Linked DNA regions of Homo sapiens: all the other regions are linked to region 1. Evidence: chromatin loops called from intact Hi-C (ENCODE). Cell type or tissue: heart right ventricle. All regions are shown on one strand.

The links. A loop is a pair of places that touch in the nucleus more often than their neighbours do. Peaks named below come from ENCODE experiments on the same cell type or tissue, not always from the same donor. Only the 100,000 strongest peaks of a DNase experiment are listed, where the experiment ranks them.
Region 2: it touches region 1 in a loop (2.1-fold over the local background); 3 of 110 quality-filtered maps call a loop at or near these places.
Region 3: it touches region 1 in a loop (3-fold over the local background); 5 of 110 quality-filtered maps call a loop at or near these places.

The regions. Positions count from the first base shown.
Region 1 is chr9:100,107,683-100,115,682 of GRCh38, reverse strand. The region is part of intron 2 of INVS (inversin); the gene reads right to left. Among named protein-coding and RNA genes, the nearest start is that of INVS, 12 kb to the right of the region's middle. In heart right ventricle, no CTCF peak of the experiment used is centred here; a DNase peak (open chromatin) is centred at 4,192; H3K27ac peaks cover 1,461 bases.
Region 2 is chr9:100,061,291-100,069,290 of GRCh38, reverse strand. All of the region lies in intron 1 of ERP44 (endoplasmic reticulum protein 44), which reads left to right. Among named protein-coding and RNA genes, the nearest start is that of ERP44, 34 kb to the left of the region's middle. In heart right ventricle, no CTCF peak of the experiment used is centred here; no DNase peak of the experiment used is centred here; H3K4me3 peaks cover 624 bases; H3K27ac peaks cover 1,157 bases.
Region 3 is chr9:100,207,935-100,215,934 of GRCh38, reverse strand. The region is part of intron 3 of INVS (inversin); the gene reads right to left. Among named protein-coding and RNA genes, the nearest start is that of INVS, 110 kb to the right of the region's middle. RefSeq lists an enhancer at 5,846-5,895. In heart right ventricle, no CTCF peak of the experiment used is centred here; no DNase peak of the experiment used is centred here; H3K4me3 peaks cover 691 bases; H3K27ac peaks cover 762 bases.

The DNA.
Region 1 (8,000 bases):
ATTAAGAAAATGTGGCACATATACACCATGGAATACTATGCAGCCATAAAAAATGATGAGTTCATGTCCTTTGTAGGGACATGGATGAAGCTGGAAACCATCATTCTCAGCAAAGACAAAAAACCAAATACTGCATGTTCTCACTCATAGGTGGGAACTGAACAATGAGAACACTTGGACACAGGAAGGGGAACATCACACACTGGGGCCTGTTGTGGGGTCGGGGGACGGGGGAGGCATAGCATTAGGAGATATACCTAATGTAAATGACGAGTTAATGGGTGCAGCACACCAAGATGGCACATGTATACATATGTAACAAACCTGCACGTTGTGCACATGTACCCTAGAACTTAAAGTATAATAAAAATATATATATATAAAATAAAAATAAAATAAAAAAAGAGAAATTAAACGGTGGCCAAAAGGTTTTAATAGACATTTCACTAAATAAGCATATGAAAAGACTCTCAACATCATTAACACACAGGGAAATGTAAACTTAACCTATAATGCGATACCACTGCACATCTATTAGAATGGCTAAAATGAAAACAATCAAAAGCAAACTTCACAATACCAAATGCTGTTAAGGATGTAGAACCTAGTTGTAGAACTATTAATAGAATTCTCAGCCATTGTTGGTAGAAATGCAAAATGGTATAGCTACTATTAAAACTGTAGCCTAATAATTATGGCCTAATAATTTTTCACTTAAGTGTTTACTCAGGAGAAATAAAAGCATGAAAGTTTAAGTTAATATAAAAACTTGTATGTGAATATTTACGGCAGCATTATTCATAATTGCTAAACACTGGAAACATCCCAATTGTCCTTAAACTGCAAAATGAGAAAATAATCTGCAGTACATCCATAAAATGGAATATAGCTCACTAATAAAAAGGAATGAACTACTGATCCACTCAACAACATGGAAAATTCTCAAATGCCTTATGTCAAGTGAAAGAAATCCACTTCACCAGGCACAGTGGCTCACGCCCATAATCCCAGCACTTTGGGAGGCTGATGGGGGGAAGATCCCTTGAAGCCTGGAGTTTGAGACCAGCCTGGGCAACATGGCAAAACCCCATCTCTACAAAACACACACACACACTTAGCTGGGCATGGTGGAACATGCCTGTAGTCCCAGCTACTCAGGAGGCTGAGGTGGGAGGATCGCTTGAGCCTAGGAGGTTGAGGCTGCAGTGAGTCATGATTGTACCACTGCTCTTCAGCCTGGGAGACAAAGTGAGACTCTGTCTCAAAAAAAAAAAAAAAAAAAAAAAAAAAAGAAAGAAATCTGCCTCAAAGGGCATATATATCATGTGACACATTGGCATAGGATTGTGGAAAAGTTAAAACTATAGAGACAGAAAACAGACCAGTGGTTACCAGGGACTGGAATATGTGGAATGTGGGGAGAAACTGGCTATAAAAGGACACAGTTCTAACATTTTGGGGCATGATAGAATTGTTCTTTATCTTGATGGTCATGGTGATCACATGATTATATATTTCTCAAAATTAAATAACTGTATACGAACAAGGGTGAAATTTACTGTATTATATACCTCAATAAATTTTAGTTAAAAACAATAACTACAAAAGATGCCATGGCTCCAGCTATGTATTGTAAGTGAAAAAAATGTTGCCACTTTTGTTACAGATAATCATCAAGTATTCATCTCTTACTAGCTGAGGGTAATTACATCTGGGTTGAACAAGAGGGAAGCCAGTTACTTCCAAGGTATCTTGGCCTGAACTGTGCTAATGGAGGAAGTGAATAGACAAAATGAAAGTGTTTTCTTTGGAAAATAGAATGCTAGAAATGTCAATGGGTACAGTTAGATATAAGGAATAAGTTTTGGTGTTCTATTGCACAGTAGGGTGACTATAGTTAACAATACTGTATTGCATATTTCAAAATAGCTAGAATTTTGAATGCTCTCACCACAGAGAAATGATAAATGTTTGAGTTAATGCATATGCTAAATATCATCATTTGATCATTACACAATCTATACATGTATTATAACATCACACTCCACCCCCATAAACACATACAATTAGTATGTATCAATTAAAACTAAAACAAACAAACAAACAAACAAACAAACAAACAAAAAAGACACCAGATAAATGCCTGGGTTGTTTTGGGCATGAAACTAAGCTACTGTTTTAGTTTGCAATACTTCGACATATATTTTAATCTTGGATACGCTGGAACCCAGAAAGACTTCCTAGCTTTTCAGCAATTTACTTCGCTGGTAAAAAGCAAGAAAGGTCATTGCTCTGGAAATTTGAAAGAGCCTTACAGATGTATTCAGGTTGTGTGTAACTCCTAGAGGAGGCAGATATTCTTTTTCAGAACTTTTTTGAAGATGGAGGCAAATTTTGCATTGGATTCAACACATATAATAACAGAAGCCCTTATGCACAAGACTCTGTGTAGTACAACAGTATATTCTTTGTACTAGAGCCTTCAATATCTAATCTAGAAGATTCCAAAGATTCTATCACTGTATTTATAGATAAAGATTTATTTAAACTGAAACTCATTAACAGAACTAAAATGTAGTATAAGAGCATGTTCCTTTTATCAGTTTGAGTCCTTCTGGAGTCAGTGATACTTATAGAGAATATGCCATAATGAGACTAGTCTCTAGTTGTCTTTCATGATTAAAGGGCAGTCTCTACTGGCATCTTGTTAGGTTAAGCAAAGATAGTAGTAGCTAGTATTAGCAAGATAACAGTAATTCATTTACACTTTCTGCCTAGAGAGACATTCCTCCTTAGAAGCTTTAGTAAAGGAGAGGATTAGGAACTATGGTCACAAGAGTAAGTGCTGAGAAACAGAGGCCATCTCACATTCTGGGATAATCCTAACTCGAGCTTATCCAACCTGTGGCCTGTGGGCCACATGTAGCCCAGGAAGGCTTTTAATGCTGCCCAACACAAATTTATAATTTTTCTTAAAACATTATGAGATTTTTTTTTTTGCGATTTTTTTTTTTTTTAGCTCATCAGCTATTGTTAGTGTTAGTGTATTTTATGTGTAGCCCAAGACAATTCTTCTTCCAATACCCAGGAAAGCCAAAAGCTTGAACACCCCTGTCCTAATTGATTAGGCTCCTCAGGGTCAAAGCAGAGTCAGCATCATGGGGTTAATAGGCAACTCACCTTCAAGGACACAGAACTTTAGGTCAATCCTGTCATCTTCCTAAGTCTTATATAAGATACAGGGAAACTTCAAGCCTTCTCTTTGTTCCCTGACATACATTGTTTCTTTGTAACCGATATATGTATTTCCCAGAAGAGAAGATGTTATTGGGTTATGTCACCACAATCCAATATTTTGTGCCTATAAGGCAAAATTTGTCTATTTGAGGAAATTGAAAGTATATATCCCCCGGCTGGGCGTGGTGGCTCATGCCTGTAATCCCAGCACTTTGGGAGGCTGAGGCGGGTGGATCACCTGAGGTCAGGAGTTCGAGACCAGTCTGGCCAACATAGCAAAACCCTGTCTCTACTAAAAATACAAAAATTAGCTGAGCATGGTGGCATGTACCTGTGGTCCCAGGTACTCGGGAGGCTGAAGCAGGAGAATCACTTGAACCCGGAAGGCAGAGATTGCACCACTGCACTCCAGCCTGGGTGACAGAGTGAGACTCTGTCTCAAAAAAAGAAAGAAAGAAAGAAAGAAAGTATATATCCCCTAAATGATTAGAAAAAGCAGCATTCAACCTCACTTAGGTCCTGTCTTGAGTAGCTCTAGGGGGACAGTGGCTTCATGGCTAGTTTCTGAATAATGAGGGTACCATTAGGTTCTGGGCTTCCTGGCCAGTAACTGAGCGAGGTCTGTGCCTTTATCTATCCACCCTACTCTCTTCCTTAGTTTCCTCACTTATAACATTCAGCTAATACTTGTCCAATCTACACCGCAACTTGTTTGATGATCCAATAAAACAATGTATTGTTTGGAAATATTTGGTAATTGTAACATGTTGTACAAACGTAGAGCTTATGATGTAAACTAATATTCACTGGATGGCAGTGCATTTAAATTTGCATTCCTGTCAGGAACAGTTAATATAGAAAGCAGCTGGCTACTGTGCTGTGTTGTGCTAATTATTCTGGCAACTGTGGAGATGGCCTCTAATCCATGACCAATTGGTGCTTGCTCAACGTGGCTGGCATTCTGCCTGTGCTCTGTCTCAACACAGTCCAGAAAGCTGAGCTGGAAGCATGACTGGAAAGCCACTGCTCTACCGCATTCAGTTATTTTAAGGCTTGTGGAAGCATAAGAGTACATATGGTTAATGGGCTGGTATGTGCAGAAACCAGAGCGCCAACTCTAGCAGTTAGAGGAAATGACTGTCACTTGCAGTTATAGTTGTGCTAGTCCGCACAATAGCTACAGCAACACAATGCCCAATACAAGTAACAAGAGTAGTCTCTATTTGTATCTTATTTGCTTGTTCTAAAATGTTATATTTGCATGGCATCCAAGATGTATTTATTTCATCTGATTTCACCCACTTCTTACTTTACATATTTTATACTGTTACAATCTTGGGAAGGCATTTTGCTGTCATTAAAAAATCTCTGCTTATTGTTATAGAGTGACAACATGGGAACAATGGAAAGAACATAGGATTCATCATCAGATAATTTGGTTTGAGGCTCAACTTTGCCAGTTATTAACTGTGCAACTAAATTTCTCAACTTCTGAGTCTCAGTGTCCTAACATGCAAAATGAGAATAATAATAACATGAGACATACTGTATTTTGAGAGGACTTGAGATTTTATAAAATATTTCTATAACTTATAATTTGTGCAGGTATGTTAAAATATCATTTTCACTCACTGCTATTTCAAAATTATCATAGCTGTAAGACTTGCCCCAACACCTTGCTATTTAATACATTCATAAAAAATTATGGCAGAATATTGTTATGTCTCAACTTAAAAATATTTGATATTTCAATATAACTGGTTTCCTTTGTAATCCTCTATATTGCATTTCAGCTCTTAAAAATATACATATATTTTTGTTCTGAGGAGTCCAGAAGCTTACCAGATTGCCAGAAGGGCCCATAGCACAAAAATGTTAAGAAAAATCCCATCTAGATAATCATTCATTTCATCATGCAAGGTTCACACCTAATCGGTTCTTTCTTTCTTATCTTTCTCATTCCTATTTATTTATACATATGAAAGTGCACGTGTGTACAAAAATATCTACCCATACATTGAGGTCCCATACTTTAGCAGTTAAAAGAATGGACTCTGGAATCAGACTTCTTGGCTTTAATCTCAGTTCTGATACTTCTTAGACAAGTTACTTAACCTCTCTGCATCTCAATTTCCTTATTTAAAAATGAGGGTAATACTAATACCCCAAACTCTTCATATTATTTCACTGTTAAGTTAATGAGTTGCCAAACAATACAGTGGCTGGCACATAAAACATAACTTTATAAATGTTAGCTAATTTTATTACTATTGTTAGGATGGATGCATAAACATTTAAGTATATTTATAAACACATTTGCATGTAGGCAAGCATTTTAAAAACATTTAATGACTCTAGCTTTTAAGGTAGGGATTGAGGTAAGGGAAGAAGTAACCTGAAATAGTACCTCTACTCTGTCATTTATGAGGCTCACTTCCGTATCTAAATACTGTGTCAGAAGATGTTAAAAACAAGTAGAGGCCGGGCGCAGTGGCTCAGGCTTGTAATCCCAGCACTTCGGGAGGCCGAGGCGGGCGGATCACTTGAGGTCGGGAGTTCGAGACCAGCCTGACCAACATGGAGAAACCCCGTCTCTACTAAAAATACAACAAATTAGCCGGGCATGGTGGCACATGCCTGTAATCCCAGTTACTTGGGAGGCTGAGGCAGGAGAATCACTTGAACCAGGGAGGCAGAGGTTGTGGTGAGCCGAGATCACGCCATTGCACTCCAGCCTGGGCAACAAGAGTGAAACTCCATCTCAAAAATAAATAAATAAATAAACAAGTAGAGGAAATGATTTAGAGAGATTATGCTGCTCAGAACATGGACAGTGAAACAAAAGTTGTAGTAGAATCAGAATGGTGCTTCCTGGTCACGATACCACTGCAAGCGACCTCAAATATTATTGGCAGTAATGACAACATTGATCATTACACACCATGCATATTTACAAATTATTTTGTTTAGTTTTCACAAAAAACCCACAATATTAATCTTTGTTGCATTTAGTGCTCTTTCATATTGAGACATCTGAAGCTATGAAAAACTTGATTATTTTAGTCTAAGCTGACATAACAATAACAGTAATAGGATATTAACTTATTGTCTACTATGTGTCAAGTACCATGCTAGATATTTTACTGTCATTATTTCATTTAACTCTCACACAAGTGAAATATTATAATCTATAGTTTACGGATGAGGAAACTGAGGCTTAAAAATTAAATGGCTTAGCCAAGATATTACTACTAATAAATAACAGTTAGAACTTAAAACTCAGGTTTATCTGACTCTAAAATCTATACTTTTTTCTACCAATACTACACTGTATAGTATTAAAATGAATCTACTAAATTCTGTTCTCAATTACATTTCTAGTATTCATTCAAATTATTTGAGTTTGGTGTTAAGAGAAAAAGCTAAATATCTATAAATGAGAACCATAGCATATTCAGATTTTACTATGTATGTTTATATTTTAAGGCTCAGAAGTAAGCCCTAATACATCTGAATCTAGAAGCAGTAAGTTATGGTAAAACATTAATCCACTGTATTAGGTTAAACACTAAGAATTGCTACTGAAATGATGTTTCATTCAGAGAAGGCCTCTCCAGTCCTCCTCCAGGACAATGGGCAGCACAGAAAGTGTTCGATTTAATTCGTTGTGTATGTAGAAAGAGACACTCATCTGTTTCCATGGAGTCAAACACATCACTGACATACTTCTCCATGGAAACAGAGAGGGGAAAACAGAAAATGCTAAAGTGAATGAATTCACTGAGCAGTTGGTGAACAAGGATTCAAGAAAAAAAATTCATCTGTAGTACTATGTCACTAGTTTAGAAAAGAGAAATAGCATATATTTAGAGATCATCAAATATGTGATACATAAAAAGATGTTTAAAATACATTGAAATTACCACCTGGCATTCATATGCATAGAAAAAAAATTACATTGAAATTTAAGATGAAACAGTTATTATTTTTGCACAAATATACAAATGCTGGAAAATACTCTAGAGCAAAGGTACACAGAAAACATAATGGCACAATTCTTAAAAGATGAGGAGTGGCACCCTCAGTCAGTAATTAATAAGAAGTTCCTCAGACAAGATGATAGAAAACAGAAAAACAATTTATAAATAAGTTTATTAGCTACCTACTGGCTTCACATCATGATTGCTTTTTGGTTTTTAAGGATTTTCTCTTTGGGGATTTTCAAGGTTTCAGGTTTTAATAATAACACATTAATTAATCTGTATGACTGAGCCATAAAAATATAAGTGTTTTTAATTTATAACATACTGCACTTTTTTCTTTGAAGGTTATATTTTTAATTAAAGCATTAATGAATTCATTTTACTTGGTACTTTTTCTTCATACGTCCTGACTTAAAATTTTTTTTTCTCATGGAATTTAGTCCCAATCTGCTCCTCAATTCAATTTAATTCAACTCAATTCATTTTTAGTCCTGGCCCTCAAGATGATTATAGACTACTTGGGAGAAAAGATACTTAAAGAATGATTAAAATATTTATTCATTCCTTCAACAAATATATTTCTTATGTGCCAAGTACTGTGCTGGATTTTGTGGATTTAGTGATGAATTAAACAGACCCAGACTACTTTCATGAAGGCCACTAGCTTATGGAGGAGAGAGATGTTAAAATATTCATACACATAAATATACAGTGATAATCTGAAACAAGTTCTATGAAGAAAAACTACAGAGGGCCAAGAGGGAATACAATGAACAGATT
Region 2 (8,000 bases), 46 kb after region 1:
TTTATTGATCATTCTTGGGTGTTTCTCGCAGAGGGGGATTTGGCAGGGTCATAGGACAATAATGGAGGGAGGGTCAGCAGATAAACAAGTGAACAAAGGTCTCTGGTTTTCCTAGGCAGAGGACCCTGCGGCCTTCCGCAGTGTTTGTGTCCCTGGGTACATGAGATTAGGGAGTGGTGATGACTCTTAAGGAGCATGCTGCCTTCAAGCATCTGTTTAACAAAGCACATCTTGCACCGCCCTTAATCCATTTAACCCTGAGTGGACACAGCACATGTTTCAGAGAGCACAGGGTTGGGGGTAAGGTCACAGATCCACAGGATCCCACGGCAGAAGAATTTTTCTTAGTACAGAACAAAATGAAAAGACTCCCATGTCTACTTCTTTCTACACAGACACGGCAACCATCCGTTTTCTCAATCTTTTCCCCACCTTTCCCCCCTTTCCATTCCACAAAAACGCCATTGTCATCATGGCCCGTTCTCAGTGAGCTGTTGGGTACACCTCCCAGACGGGGCGGCTGGCCGGGCAGAGGGGCTCCTCACTTCCCAGTAGGGGCGGCCGGGCAGAGGCGCCCCTCACCTCCCGGACGGGGCGGCTGGCCGGGTGGGGGGTTGACTCCCCCACCTCCCTCCCGGACGGGGCGGCTGGCCGGGTGGGGGGCTGACCCCCCCACCTCCCTCCCGGACGGGGCAGCCGGCCGGGCTGGGGGCTGACCCCCCCACCTCCCTCCCCGACGGGGCGGCTGGCCGGGCGGGGGGCTGAACCCCCACCTCCCTCCCGGACGGGGCGGCTGGCCGGGCAGAGGGGCTCCTCACTTCCCAGTAGGGGCGGCCGGGCAGAGGCACCTCTCACCTCCCGGACGGGGCGGCTGGCCCGGCGGCTGGCCGGGCAGGGGGCTGACCCCCCCACCTCCCTCCCGGACGGGGCGGCTGGCCGGGCGGGGGGCTGACCCCCCCACCTCCCTCCCGGACGGGGCAGCTGGCCGGGTAGAGGGGCTCCTCACTTCCCAGTAGGGGCGGCTGGGCAGAGGCGCCCCTCACCTTCCGTACGGGGCGGCTGGCCGGGCGCAGGGCTGACCCCCCTACCTCCCTCCCGGACGGGGCTGCTGGCCGGGGAGAGGGGCTCCTCACTTCCCAGTTGGGGCGGCTGGGCAGAGGCGCCCCTCACCTCCTGGATGGGGCAGCTGGCCGGGCGGGGGGCTGACTCCCCCACCTCCCTCCCGGATGGGGCGGCTGGCCGGGCGGGGGACTGACCCCCCCACCTCCCTCCCGGACGGGGCGGCTGGCCTGGCGGGGGCTGACCCCCACCTCCCTCCCGGACGGGGTGGCTGCCGGGCGGAGACGCTCCTCACTTCCCAGACGGGGTGGTTGCCGGGCGGAGGGGCTCCTCACTTCTCAGGCGGGGCGGCTGCCGGGCGGAGGGGCTCCTCACTTCTCAGACGGGGCGGCCAGGCAGAGACGCTCCCCACATCTCAGACGATGGGCGGCTGGGCAGAGACGCTCCTCACTTCCCAGATGGGATGGCGGCCGGGAAGAGGCGCTCCTCACTTCCTAGATGGGATGGCGGCCGGGCAGAGACGCTCCTCACTTTCCAGACTGGGCAGCCAGGCAGAGGGGCTCCTCAACTCCCAGACGATGGGCGGCCAGGCAGAGACGCTCCTCACTTCCCAGACGGGGTGGCGGCCGGGCAGAGGCTGCAATCTCAGCACTTTGGGAGGCCAAGGCAGGCGGCTGGGAGGTGGAGGTTGTGGCGAGCCGAGATCACGCCACTGCACTCCAGCCTGGGCACCATTGAGCACTGAGTGAACCAGACTCCGTCTGCAATCCCGGCACCTCGGGAGGCCGAGGCTGGCGGATCACTCGCGGTTAGGAGCTGGAGACCAGCCCGGCCAACACAGCGAAACCCCGTCTCCACCAAAAAAATACGAAAACCAGTCAGGCGCGGCGGCGCGCGCCTGCAGTCGCAGGCACTGGGCAGGCTGAGGCAGGAGAATCAGGCAGGGAGGTTGCAGTGAGCCGAGATGGCAGCAGTACAGTCCAGCTTCCGCTCGGCATCAGAGGGAGACTGTGGAAAGAGAGGGAGAGGGAGACCGTGGGGAGAGGGAGAGGGAGAGGGAGAGCGAGAGGGAGAGCGAGAGCGAGAGCGGTTGTTTGGTTTTTTTAGAGACAGGCTCTCACTCTGTCCAGAAATCTTATAATTCTTCTAGTGTTTCTTTATAAATGCAGGTTGGTTCTCACATGACCAAGATGGGTTGCACTGATGCTATAGGAAGGTTGTACTACTGAACAATTTAAGGGTTAAAGTGGCTTCCCAGTGTTATTCTATACTTAGTCCTATTTTTCCCCTCTCTTTGAACTTCTAGTTCATTATAGTGCTTCTGGGAATGTGAATAGTGTGAGATGTGCCTTGATTGATACCCAACTTCAAGGCCCTTATAGTTCCTGTCAGCCTCAGCTTCTTTTCTCCAGGGACATTTCAACATCTCCTGCTCCTTGAAGCCAACTGGAAACCTTTATACTTCTCTTATCTGCGAGCTTAATGCGAAACTGAAAGCAAGAGTGGACTGATTGGAGTCAGGGAAGTGGTCCCCAGGGAGGAGAAGCAGCCTAGGTCTCAGGGCATTGGGACTTCAGATGGTAGGCTGACTTGTCAATCTAGATTAGAAATGGAAGATAACTGTTGCCTGGTACATTGCTTGTTTTTTGCTATAGGAGAGACATAGTTTGTAAAGAAAGGGCTCTGAGAATCTCCCAACAGAAAGGCAAGTCAATGAAAGATTTAGCAAAAATACACTAAGCTATTACAGCAGAATGCCTAGCAGATGTACTGCCAACTGAGAACAGTAATGCCACAGGGAAAGAAACATCCCTTATTGAAGCTTCTATTTTATGACAGTGATTTCATGCAGAAATATCTGTTTAAGCTGTTTTTTTGAGCAGAAGACAGTATACTTTAAAAAATTAACATCTATGTACATCTCTGATAGGTTACAGATTCATTCTACATTTTTCTAAAAGCACAGCAATTTGCATGTCAATGCATTGTCACAGATGAGTCTTACTTGTACTTGTGTTCATATTTGAGGATCAAAAACATTGTACAGAGTTTAAAATGAATTTACACGCTTGCTCCTAGAGTAAAAAAAATTGCTTTCCAAAACAGTATTCCTGAACTTTAGTGTGCATAGGAATCAACTGGGCATCTTACTGAAGTGGAGCTTCTCATTCAGTGGGTCTAGAGTGGGGCCTAGTATTCTCTATTTCTCACAAGCTCCTAGGTGATACCAGCGTGGCAGTTTCAGAGACCACACTTTAAATATCAAGGTTTTAAGATATTGAGCTTTAAATAAACAAACTCACTAGAAATACTTCTTGTTTTCTAAACTCATTTACTAAGATATTCTAAGAAAACACTTGACACCTAGCTAATGCGTCTATGAATTAGAAATCTTATTAACAGGAGTAATGTTTGATAACCTCTTTTACCTGATGTTTTATTAGCCTCTAGTCCTGAAAGTCTCAAATCATTTATTTTCATGACTGAATTAAAAACCTTAAATTATAGCACTGTACAAGAAGTGTTGAATTTTTATCCACTAATGTAATATAACTCTTCTTCTGTTTTGTGGTAATTTATGGATGATTTGCTTTATTCCACCATGCAGCTTTATTAGGGTATAATTGACAAAAATTGTGTATATTTATGATGTACAATGAGATATTTTGATATATGTATACATTGTTAAATGATTACATGAAGCTAATTACCATATCTGTCACCTCACATACTTATTTTTTTTTGTTGTGAGAATATTATAGACTCTCTTAGGAATTTTCAAGTATATAGTACAGTCACGCATGGCATGATGACGGGGATATGTTCTGAGAAATGTGTCATTAGGCAATTTTGTCATTGTGCAAACGTCATAGAATATACTTACACAAACCTAGATGGTATAGCCTACTACACATCTGGGCTATATGGAATAGCCTATTACTCTTAGGCTACTTGTATAGTATGTTAATGTACTGAATATTGTAGGTAATTGTAATACAATGGTATTTGTGTATCTAAACGTAGAAAAGACACAGTAAAAATATAGTATAAAAGATAAAAAGTTATACACATGTATAGGGCACTTAACATGAATGAAACTTGCAGGACTAGAAGTTGCTCTGGGTGAGTCAGTGAGTGATGAGTGAATGAGAAGGCCTAAGTTATTACTGTACCTTACTGTAGTCTTTATAAACAGTAAACTTACGCAATACTAAACGTATTTTAAAATATCTTTTTTCTTTAATACTAAATTAACTAGCTTACTGTAACTTTTTAACTGTATAAACGTTTGACTCTTTTGTTATAATATGGAGGTTAAAATACCAACACGTTACATAGCTGTACAAAAACATCTTTCTTTATAACCTCATTCTGTTTGCTTGTTTTATTAAAATATTTTTTTCTTTTTAGCTTTTTTGTTGAAAACCAAGACAAAAATACACACATTAGCCTAGACCTACACAGGGTCAGGATTATCAAGACATCAAGAGGCTCCAGGAATTTTTCAGCTTCATTATAATCTTATGGGACCACTGTCATATATGTAGCCTCTCATTAACCAAAACATTTTTATGCAGTGTGACTGTATGTGCTGAAGTGCCTGGAAATCGTACCAAAGAACAGCTGGGGGAACCAACTGTTAAGTAGTGATGTAGAGGGGTTTCTGCAATAGGTGGGAAGATCCTTTGTGAGATTCCTTCTAAGTCTGTGGATCATCACCAAGTGGTGTGCTTTTTGCTATTATATAATTAAAACCAAATTATAGTATAGACTTTATTTTTATTTGATAACCTCAGTTTCCTCAAACATGTTAAAATGTTTGTTCGCAATTTCAATTTCTGGACCTTTTCCTCCTACTTCTCATATCCAATATCGTCTCTCTAAATTCTTAGTGTGTTAACATCATCTACCTATTCATCCATCTAATCATTCATTTAGTACATATTTGAATGTTTCTTGTGTACAAACAGGGTACAGTGATCTGTGGGATACAAAATTGAATAAGGTGGTCTCTACTTTCAAGGTACTCCCCGTCTGTTGGAGGAAGTAAGACACCAGTGCAAATAACTAATTTAAGGATAGAATTAATTTGTTTCTTAAAGACAGAATAATATGTTAACACCCTATAGAAAGTGCTCTTGGTGTTCAGAGCAGGGAGAGATATAAATTTTTAATAACCATCTAATGGAAGAAAACATTCTTTCCTTGCTGAAGAAGCTCCTGCTATTGAAAGCTAGCCTTTCACTTTTATTAGTCTTTTAAATGAATTTGGGTATGGTATTTGCCATTTTACTGGTATGCCTTTTTATATGAGATCCCATCACTAGGCTGAAATGTTGTAATAGTTGGTACAGTAAATGCATGGAGGAGTTATCTAATGAATTATGAGAGATGATTAAAGATGCCACTCTGCTCTGCTTTCTTGGCAAGAAAATGAGCTAATAAGCTGGAGAGAATGACCAAGTTGTAAAATACTTCCTAAGTTCATATCTGTATATTTGTATATGTTGTCTAAATATTTCATCATTAGAGACTATATTCTTCATGACTATTAAGATCTATGAAAATTTCCATGTAAGTTTTTATTTTGTTTTTAACGTAAATTTAAAAGTTTTATTCAAGTCTAAATTGAAAACAAAAATTAATGATCCCTATCAAAAGCTTTATGGTCTGGAGTCATACTTTATTTTACTTAAGCACTATAGCATTTGACACATGAAGATGTTTTCCCGGGAGAATCTTGTTGCTGCCCAGGGCTGACAGGAAAAAAAACAATTTGTCCGACTAGTGGAGCTTACTAACAGTTCAAATAAACAACCCGTCTTTCCCTTCATACTGCATATTAATAGAAATGTTAATGATAAGCTAACAGGAAACTGCCTCCTTTACACCCTACAGGGAGCAGAGATTACTGGGTCAGAGAGTTTTCTTGCTTTGGGCCCTCTTAACAAACACAACTGTTAGCAAAATACCAATCTTATCACTTGCATATTTATTAGCACAGTATTTTTAAAGTAATAGTTATCTATTTAATACAGCCAAATTGATCATTGCCTCATTTTTGCCATTACTTAGCATGTAAATATTTTTGCCATGTAAGTATTTCAAGGTAAAATCAATTTCCCTCTCTCTCTCTCTTTTTTTTTTTTTTTTTTGTGAGACAGGGTCCTGTTCTGTCATCCAGGCTGGAGTGCAGTGGCACAATCATAGCTCACTGCAAACTCGAACTTCTGGGTTCAAGTGATCCAGTGGCCTCAGCCTCCCCAGTAGCTAGGACTACAGGCATGTGCCACCATGCCTGGCTAATTTTTTAAGTTTTTTGTAGAGACAGGGTCTTGCTATGTTGCCTAGGCAGGTCTTAAACTTCTGGCCTCAAGGGGTCCTCCTGCCTTGGCCTCCCAAAGTGCTGGGATTATAGGCATGAGTCACTGTGTCCAGCTAGTAAAAAGCTATTAACTTTAGATTTTAAACATATATTCTCTCTACATATTTTGATAGATGATAATTAACTCTTCAAAAATATTTCAGAATAACCAAAAGAGTGGATTTGGAGTGTTCCCAACACAAAGAAATGATAGATGTTTGAGTGATGGCTATACCACTTACCCAGATTTGAGGTAGCGCACACCATGCCGTATGCATTTGTGCCCTCAGTACCTAGTAGACACTGTAAATATTATTGAATTATTTAATGACTTGACTTCAATAATGCCAACTTCATTGTTCTATGATAATATTTTTCTGCCTTCTTAAGTTTTTCTTTAGCACACAGGTGTAAAATCTTGCTATTACCAATATTATTGGGTTCCACAGTTATCTAGAACTGGTCAGATACTTATGAAGCCAGGATCTGTTATTAAGACATTGATAATGTAGAGTAGAAAAGATTTCTTACCCATCTCTAGGTTCATATCTGAGACTCCTATAATAAAAGGTAGATTAACAAGAGAAAAGCATACAAATTTATTTAATATAAGTTTTACATGACATGGGAGCCTTCAGAAATTACAACCCAAAGAAGTGGGAAAAACTTTATTTTTATTCATAGGTTGATGTACAGACATACGACTGGACAAAGGGGGTATGATCTAATAGTAATAAACTGGGGAAACTGTTAGTTTAGATTCTTCTTGGTATCTCTGTGTCCGCAGAGATTGGGATATTCCTTTTCTCAGGGTCTAGAGGATACGTCTCTTAGCGGGGTCTTAAGACCTACTTTAGAGTAATGTCAGAGAATTATTTTATGACCTGTTTTAGGGAAGAAGGGCAGGAGAAGGTCAGGGAGACCTTTTTGCTTCTGCTATTTCCTCAAATGCCAATGTGCCATATTTTGGAGTAATGTGTTCTAAACCCCATCAATAGTAACTAATGACTAGTGAGGGAAGTCTGATCTTTCTAGTTAATGTTTGAGGCACTGAAAATAATGAAATTAGTTTTATAAGTCAAATATTTGGAGATTTGCAATTATTTAGCCTACTTTTAGGAGAGTATAATTTATTGGTTGCTAACAGACATGATAGTTATTGGCTACACCGTTAATGGTAATTTAAAAATAAGACAGTGTTATCCTTAGGCCTTTCCTAAGAACAGAATAAATATATATATTTATATATATTTCTATAAATATATATATTTCTATAAATATATACGTTTCTATAAATATATACGTTTCTATAAATATATACGTTTCTATAAATATATACGTTTCTATAAATATATACATTTCTATAAATATATATTTATACATATTTTATAAATATTTATATATATATTTATTTATATATTTTGAGACGGAGTCTTGCTCTGTTGCCCAGGCTGGAGTGCAGTGGTGCAATCTCAGCTCACTGCAACCTCCACCTCCTGGGTTCAAGTGATTCTCCTGCCTCAGCCTCCCGAGCAGCTGGGACTACGGGCACCTGCCACCATGCCCGGCTAATTTT
Region 3 (8,000 bases), 100 kb before region 1:
GTATGTTTTTCATGCAGAAGATACCACTGCATACCAGACTTATGTATCTTGCCCAGTTGGCCTCCTTTTCTTGTGGTGAAGGAGTCCACATTACATGGAGGATTGCCCTTGCCCCTTCCCAGCAGGGACCTCTGTCACCTCCTCTTGGGCTCACCTCGTGCCTTTCCACCATAGACATTTTTCAGGTTATGGTGTTGCTGCTCCACCATATGGAGTTGCTGCTCCAATCTGATTAGCCTATTCAAGCTATAGCACTGAGGACCATGTTTTGGGGTTCCTAGACCTTCTATAGTCTGACCATGATATGCCTAACAATGAGCCAATAGTTAGGTACTTAATGGACATTCCATGCTTCCTACCATCCTCAGGTATCTGGAATTGTTGAGAGCTTGGAAAGGCCTTCTTGAAAATCAACTCAAAAATGTTTCTGGCTCCACCTCTCTTACCTCCTCCTGGTCCACACTCCTGTATGAAGCAGTTTGCTTACTAACTGTGGCCACCTTCAGAAAGGGTTCATTTCATCCTTGTAGCCTCCTGGGAAATAATCAGGACAAAAGGAGTGGGGGATTATATACATCTGTTTTGAAAATTTGGGATTCTGCCTGGCCCAACCCTGGTTATCTTGCTTCTTTCTTTTTCCCAAAAGCAATCTCAGGATGGTTTGTTTCATATATCCCTTGGGTGGCAGCCAGCCAAAAGGGGGCTTAGAGATTCAAGCTTAATTTGGGTTTACCCACCTGGATTCATTTTGTTCAACTGATAAGGTCCCAGATCATAAATATCCATAATGACCATCTGATTGAGTGCCCTGCTCACTGAGTCATTCTATAGTGGTCCATATAGGCCAAAATGGAAGACATAATAGGTTTCTAAATTTGTCCCATATGTACTTACCCTTCTATAAGCTACAGGCACAAGTAGGGGATGATTGGAGAAAAGGCGAAGTTATATCTACTGGAATGGGACACATTAACTATGTGGCCAAAGAAGGAAAGCAACAACTTCAGCCCCTAGGAAGGAAACACATGAGACCTCAGGAAGTACAGGGATGGGGAGGACAATTAATACTTTCTTTGTCCTCTGGATCCGCAAGTGCATCCTGGCAAAACAAATATATAGTGAGCTACCTGAATCAAACAGCAGCTGAGGCCAGCCATCTGACCTGCGTCTGTTTTATCTCTGACCATGTGCTTGCTATGAAACAGAAAAATTCACATGGGCATTGGTGGTTCTTAATTCTTTTGCTGTGCTTGATACCATCAATGACAGCTCCTGAATGTGGACCCCGTTGTATACATGGAAGCAAAGGGACTGGCACAACCTTATTTTAATCTGATGTACACAAATCCATATGCTTCTTCTGACATGTGAGCAGCTTTGGATTATGCCATGCATGGCAACTGAAGTAACAACTACTTAGTGATACTGCCCATGTGGCTTAGACAAATCAATGTAATGGTTGATCCAAGTTTAATGACAAATCCTGAAATAAAGTGACTCTTTATTTCAGCCTCTTTAGGCTACATGTTTGTATGTAGGAAAGAGTAGGCCATGGTGTATTCCACCTTTGAGCTTGGGGGTTGCTTTTTGGCCCCTGTAATCTAGCGCCTCCTGTAACTATCTGCAACGAGGCCAAAGATTAGCATGTCAGTCTAAACTCCCTTGCATGGGTCAAAATAGATAACAGACCAGACTTAGATTACATCCTAGCTGTATAAAGTAAGATCTACTTTCTCCTCTGGGGCTTATTCACAGTTGATTTAGTCCAAGATACTGAGGGACATAGTTGATACCAATATTACAGGATGTTTTTATCCTGCTACTTGGAGTCTTGTTAAGTAAGTGCTGTATGAGACAAATTAAAGCGATGGTCCTAGTCTCTCTTGGTAAGATAAATAAAAGTAGCTGATGTAGTGGCATACTCATGTCAAGACAATGCTGGGCTGAGGGATGGGTTGTTGGAAGAGTCAATCTACCATGGGCCTGAAGCATTCCTAAACGTTCTTACTGGGTATGCCAAGAATGCAAAGTCTTGGCCACTCTTTACTTAGGTAATTTTTCAGGGTTGTGTTTGCAACAAGCAACTGGAGAGATGAGGTAATGTCTTCCTCTGGGCTTACTAAGTGCTTACTATAAAAGTGGTAGATTCCTGAAGTTCGGTGTTCCTCAGTTGTGATGAAAACCCACTGTGTGCAGCCTCTGCAACTTCCACATGTTCTCTGGGGGCAAGGGAAGCATAGACGTGGTGCTCATTCTTTTTGCTGTGTTGTGAGTAGTAAACTACTTTGTCTCTGACTGCGGAGTCTCGTATCTATTGTTAGCATCCATGAAACAGTAACAGACTAACTTCTTAGCTTATATTTAGGGTAAAATCTCATCTCAAACTCCGCAAATAATTCAATATCATTGTAATATGAAATGCATTGTAAGGGCCAGGAATGGTGGCTCATGCCTGTATCCCAGCACTTTGGGAGGCCAAGGTGGGCAGATCACTCGAGCCCAGGAGTTAGAAACCAGCCTGAGCCACATAGTGAGACCCTTTCTCTAATTAAAAAAAAAGAAAAAAGAAAAGAAATGCACTGTAAGAGGAAGTGAAAAGTAAGATCAGAGAGGTGAGCAGGGGTTATAAAATGGATAGTCTAATATGTTATGATAAGGAGCCTAAAGTTGATCATATTGGTAAAAAGGAGTGCTACAGACTGAATATATGTCCCCCCAACCCCCAAACCCCCCCAATTCATGTGTTGAAATTCTAACGCCAATGTCTTGGTATTAGGATATGGGACATTTGGAAGATGATTACATCACGAGGGTGGAGCTCATAAATGGGATTAGTACCCCTAAAAAGAGACCTCAGAGAGCTCTTTCACTCCCTTCTGTCATGTGAGGATACAGCAAGAAGACAGCCATCTATGAACCAGGAAGCAGGCCCTCACCAGACACAGAATCTGCTGGTGCCTTGATCTTGGACTCTCCAGCCTCCAGAACTGTGAGAAATAAATGTCTGTTGTTCCAGCCATCCAGTCTAAAGTATTTTTGTTATAGAAGGCCAAGCAAACTAAGACAGGAAAAAGAGAAGATTTAAGAAGGAAATGACATGACTGGATTTGTGTTTTTAGAAAAGACACTGGAGGTTATGTGAAGCACTGATTTGAGGGGAAAAAATCTTTAGGCAAGCAGAGCAGTAAGGGGGTTATTACAGCAACCCACAATAGAAATGTTGAGAGCTAAATGGAAATAAGGGAAGAGATCAGTGAAATACATAAGAAGATTCCTGAATGGCTACCAGATAGAGGGTGTTACCAACAACTGAAGAGATGGGAGAAAAAAATAGGGTTAGGGATAAAAATTTTTGAGTTCTGTTTTTTTTTTCTAAAGTGGAGTTTGAGGCACCTGAAGGGAATCTATGCAGAGAGGTCTAGCAAAAAGAAAAGGTTGTTGGGGAGGGGCAGATACATATAGACCTGAACATTAGAAGAGATGGCTAGATTCAAGATATAGATTTATGAGGCATCTATATTAATAGTTGTCTCAACTGTTTTCTCAGAAGACATTAATTTTCTGACATAAATCAAAGAATATAAATTGGAAATATGAATCTCTACACCCTTCTTGAAATATAAACATAATATAAATATCCACATAAATGGCTCAGTACAATGCAATCATGAGTTAGCTACCAGTGCCATATAAAATGTAGAGCAGAAATGGATTAGAAAGGAGAATGCCTTCTTGTATGCTTAGATAATTTTCTTATTTCAGTTGATTTAGATGTCTGTTTGTACTCTGGTTGCTTAGTCTTTAAAGTGATTTTATAGGGAAGCAAACAGTTACAGCAATCAACTCATGAAAGACATAAATTCACTGAGCTACAGAAATAAAATGAAATCTGCATTGCTTTTTCCACTGACCGACATTCTTCCTCTTTACTTAAACTTCTGATTGTCAAGGCTTAATTCTGTGTTTTATTGCTAAAATTTCTAAGTACTTAACAAATATGATGAGAACCACATCACTAACCTGCCATCTTAAGCAAATCTTTAAAAATATATTTTTTAGTTATTTGACAATTCTGTAAGCAAAGGCTAAGAATGTGCTCCAAAGACAGAATAGGAGCTTTATTTGCTATTTTCCAAGTTTAAGATGTTCATCCATCTGGCAGAGCAGCTAGACAATACATCAGCCAAGAACATCTCTCTGGCTTGAAATAGTTCTGGCTCTCAAAGAGGATTTGACTGAGGGAAAGGCAACATCTTTAGTTGCTCTAAGGCTGAACTCTTCTAATATTTCCCCCCAATGCCTTCTCCAAGCCTTGGCTCCATCCACTAACTTGGTTTCCATAGGAATAGACAGAGCTATCAAGTGGCACGGAGTCAAACAGCACAAATGAGAGAAGGAGAAAATGTTACTGTCAAAAAAAGGCTTTTCTCTATGAGAGGAAATTATGGAAAGGTATTCTTGACTCTGAGGCTTCCTTATCCAATGCCAGATTTTTCAGGTGCTCTTCCTGACTAATATAGCCTATTTTATTTAGATTATTATGAAAATTAATGCCTTCATTGGAGAGCCTTTTATATATAGGAAACTAACCAAAAATAAATATTGAAAAAAGTTATAAAATGCTGGGATGCTTATTTCCACAAGGATAATTCTGTTGTGCTTGTGAGGTACTCTGATTTATTTAGAGTGGTGCTTTAAATTGGTACAACCTTTTAGGATGATTATAAAGTATATTTGGTTTCTCACAGTTGGTATTTTATTTAAGGACAACATTTTTTTTTTGTCTTAAACTCTAGCAAAAGAAGTTCTCAAACTCTAGCATGCATCAAGATCGTCTGGAGGGCTTGAAAACACATAGGCCCTCCCGCAGAGTTTGTCATTCACTGGTGTAGGGGCCAAGAATCTGCATTTTGTAGCAAGTTTCTGGGAAGTGCTGCTGCTGCTGGTCTAGAATCCTAAACTTTGAGAACCACTGTTGAAACAAAGAACCTAATCTAGGAGTTCTCAATCCTTAGGAGCTTAAAAAAAAAGTCTGTTCCCATCCTAGATCAACAAAATCAGAATTTCTGGGACTTTGGAATTAATATTTCTTAAATTTTCGGTAGGTGATTCAAAAATGCAACCGGGATTGAGAAGCACTGACCTAATTAAACCATTCATTCAACATTCAATGGTTATTTTTGATGTAATTACTCTGTATCAGACTCCATGCTAAGAGTTGGGGAAGCTTTATACAGATGTACGCTTGTATGCAATGCAAAATTATAAGCAAGGAAGGGTAAATGCACAAAAAGGATACAAAAACAGAACACAAAGACAGGATAGATGATGTACTTAAAAGTCATTCCTTGTGACTTCCCCAAGATGTCCTTGTGAAGAGGGGAAGGGGTTAGAACAGAATGACTTCATGAAAGAGATGGCAGTTGAACAGGATCTTAACTTAGGATTACTAACACTTTGACACTCCTCAATGTCTCCATCTTGTTCCTGCTCCCAATTTCTTTGATATGGAGGGCAATAAGTATTTTCTGAATTTTATGTAAAGTGCTATATAAAGACAGCTTCAAATCTTACTCCCACTCCTTCCAATCAATTTGTCCCCATAAGCTCCTCCTATATGCATATTCTGAAGCCAACATTAGTAAGTTGTGTATATCATGTCTCTTGGATCCACTTATTACATGCTCCAATAACCCCCACACTATCCCTCCCTTTGACCGTAATAGAAAGTGAAACCATATGCAATGCTATTCACTGCTGTCATACAATGAGATCAGTTCTATGATAGAGGTAAGGACACACGGTAGTAAGAACTCTGTAGAGGGGCACCTAACCCAGCCTTGAGGGGTCAGTAGAAGCTTATTGGAGAAAACAGTGCCTGAGCTGCATGTTGAAAGTATATGCAATTAAGCCAGCTTAAAGTAGGAAGGAAGCTGAATGTGCGACGGCATTGTGTGTGGAGGATGAAAAAGAGGTGACTAGAATGAAAGCTTTAAAAACACAGTATGTCTGAGGATAGAGTAGAACTGGAGACACAGGACACTGAAGCCCAAAAGATAAGCAAGAACTCGATGACGAAAAGTGCAGGGTCAAGGAGTTTGGGCTTTTCCTTTCAGTCTTCTGAAGCAGTACTGAAGGATTTTTTTTTTTTTTTTTTTTTTTTTTGAGACGGAGTCTCGTTCTGTTGCCCAGGCTGGAGTGCAGTGGCGCGATCTCGGCTCACTGCAAGCTCTGCCTTCCAGGTTCATGCCATTCTTCTGCCTCAGCCTCCTGAGTAGCTGGGACTACAGGCGCCCACCACCACGCCCGGCTAATTTTTTGTATTTTTAGTAGAGACAGGGTTTCACTGTGTTAGCCAGGATGGTCTCGATCTCCTGACCTTGTGATCCTCCCGCCTTGGCCTCCCAAAGTGCTGGGATTACAGGCATGAGCCACTGCACCCGGCCAGTACTGAAGGATTTAAGTAAGGGAGGGACATGAGAGAGGTCTCAGCCAGAACACTCCCACACCCAAAGGCAAATCACTGAATTTTTCCTAGCCTCTGTTTCCTCCCACATGAAAAATAAGGAGGGTGGATTCTGATCTAAAGCCCACCCAGCTTAATGTCCTTTGACTCTATGATTCTAATTCTAAAAGGCAGAAGACCTGCTCCCTATAGCTACTTCAAAACTAAATGTTTTTTATTCTAACTGACTCAACAATGACTTAATTTCTAATAATTTTTATTTTCCTTAACCACAGGGTAACAGTTTTTACATCCATTTCCTTTTTCCCAATACTGCACAAGTAATTCATTTTCCTAGCATATTGATGTTCGCTTTAGGGGATCCAAAAATGCTACTCCATGGGGAGGCAGTACGGTGTAATAAAATGAGAATGGATTTTGGAACCAGTCAGATCTGGGCACTTCATTGGCTATATTATTAATAACTGTGAGCAAGTTACTTCTCAAAGCCTCAGATTTCCCATTGGTAAAAAAGAAAAAAAAGTGACCAGTGCACAGCGAGTACTCAACAAATATTGGTTTCTTTCTCAGATACCATCATTGCTCTCCTCTCATCATAAAAGTAGTATCTGTAAACAAAACAGCTTTCATTTGCTCCTAATGTTCTCATTGTTTGATGTCCATGATAATCTGTGTAGCCTGTTCTTCTTACTGACCCTGACCAGCCTTCTCAGTGACACTGCAAGCAAAGTTATTAAAACATCATATTTTAATATTAAACTCAGAAGCTAAATGCAACAAATTTTGTTTAACTCCTGGTTCCTTTGAAGCACCCCAAGTCTTGTAGGCTCCATCTTTAGTTTTCCAACAATGTACCTTAGTTTTATTGATCCTAGCATGCAGTTTAGAAAAATCAATTCACCTACTCTGCGAAGATGTGTGCCTTTGGGGGACCTGTTTCAAACAACTGATTGAATCCATCTTTTGCCTTCTCTACTTCAGTTCCACACTATGGATGGGATTTCTTAGATGGTGGGAAAAGACAAATATACAGACAAATGTGTAAGTAAATTCGATTATACTAAAAAACCTTTAATGAACCTCATTCAGACCATGCATTAAAGGGTTTAATCAAATGCTGACCATAACTAGTAATCTGACTTAGTAACTATTATCCATTTTCAAAATGGTAGCCTAAATCCTCACAGTGAGTGCTTGAATTCAAAATTGTATCTTCTAGTTTCAAATTTAGCCATCTTTAAAAAATTATATCAAAACATACCTCCATCTGCAAGTCAATCCCTGAACTCTATACTGCTCTTCATCTGTCTGCCACCATTTTAGACCTTTTTATTTGAAACTAAGAGAAGCAACCGAGTTGAGAAAGCATAATGCTACAGCTTGGTGGCTGAAGTGAGGAATAAAGATTTGCAGATTAAAGACTATTTTAGTTGTGTCAATCTGTAGTTTATGCCAGGGTAGATGTCCTGTTTGTTATAGCTATGTTTTAACTGTAATCTAACTATTCTTTCAAGTGCAAGCACACTACAATTCT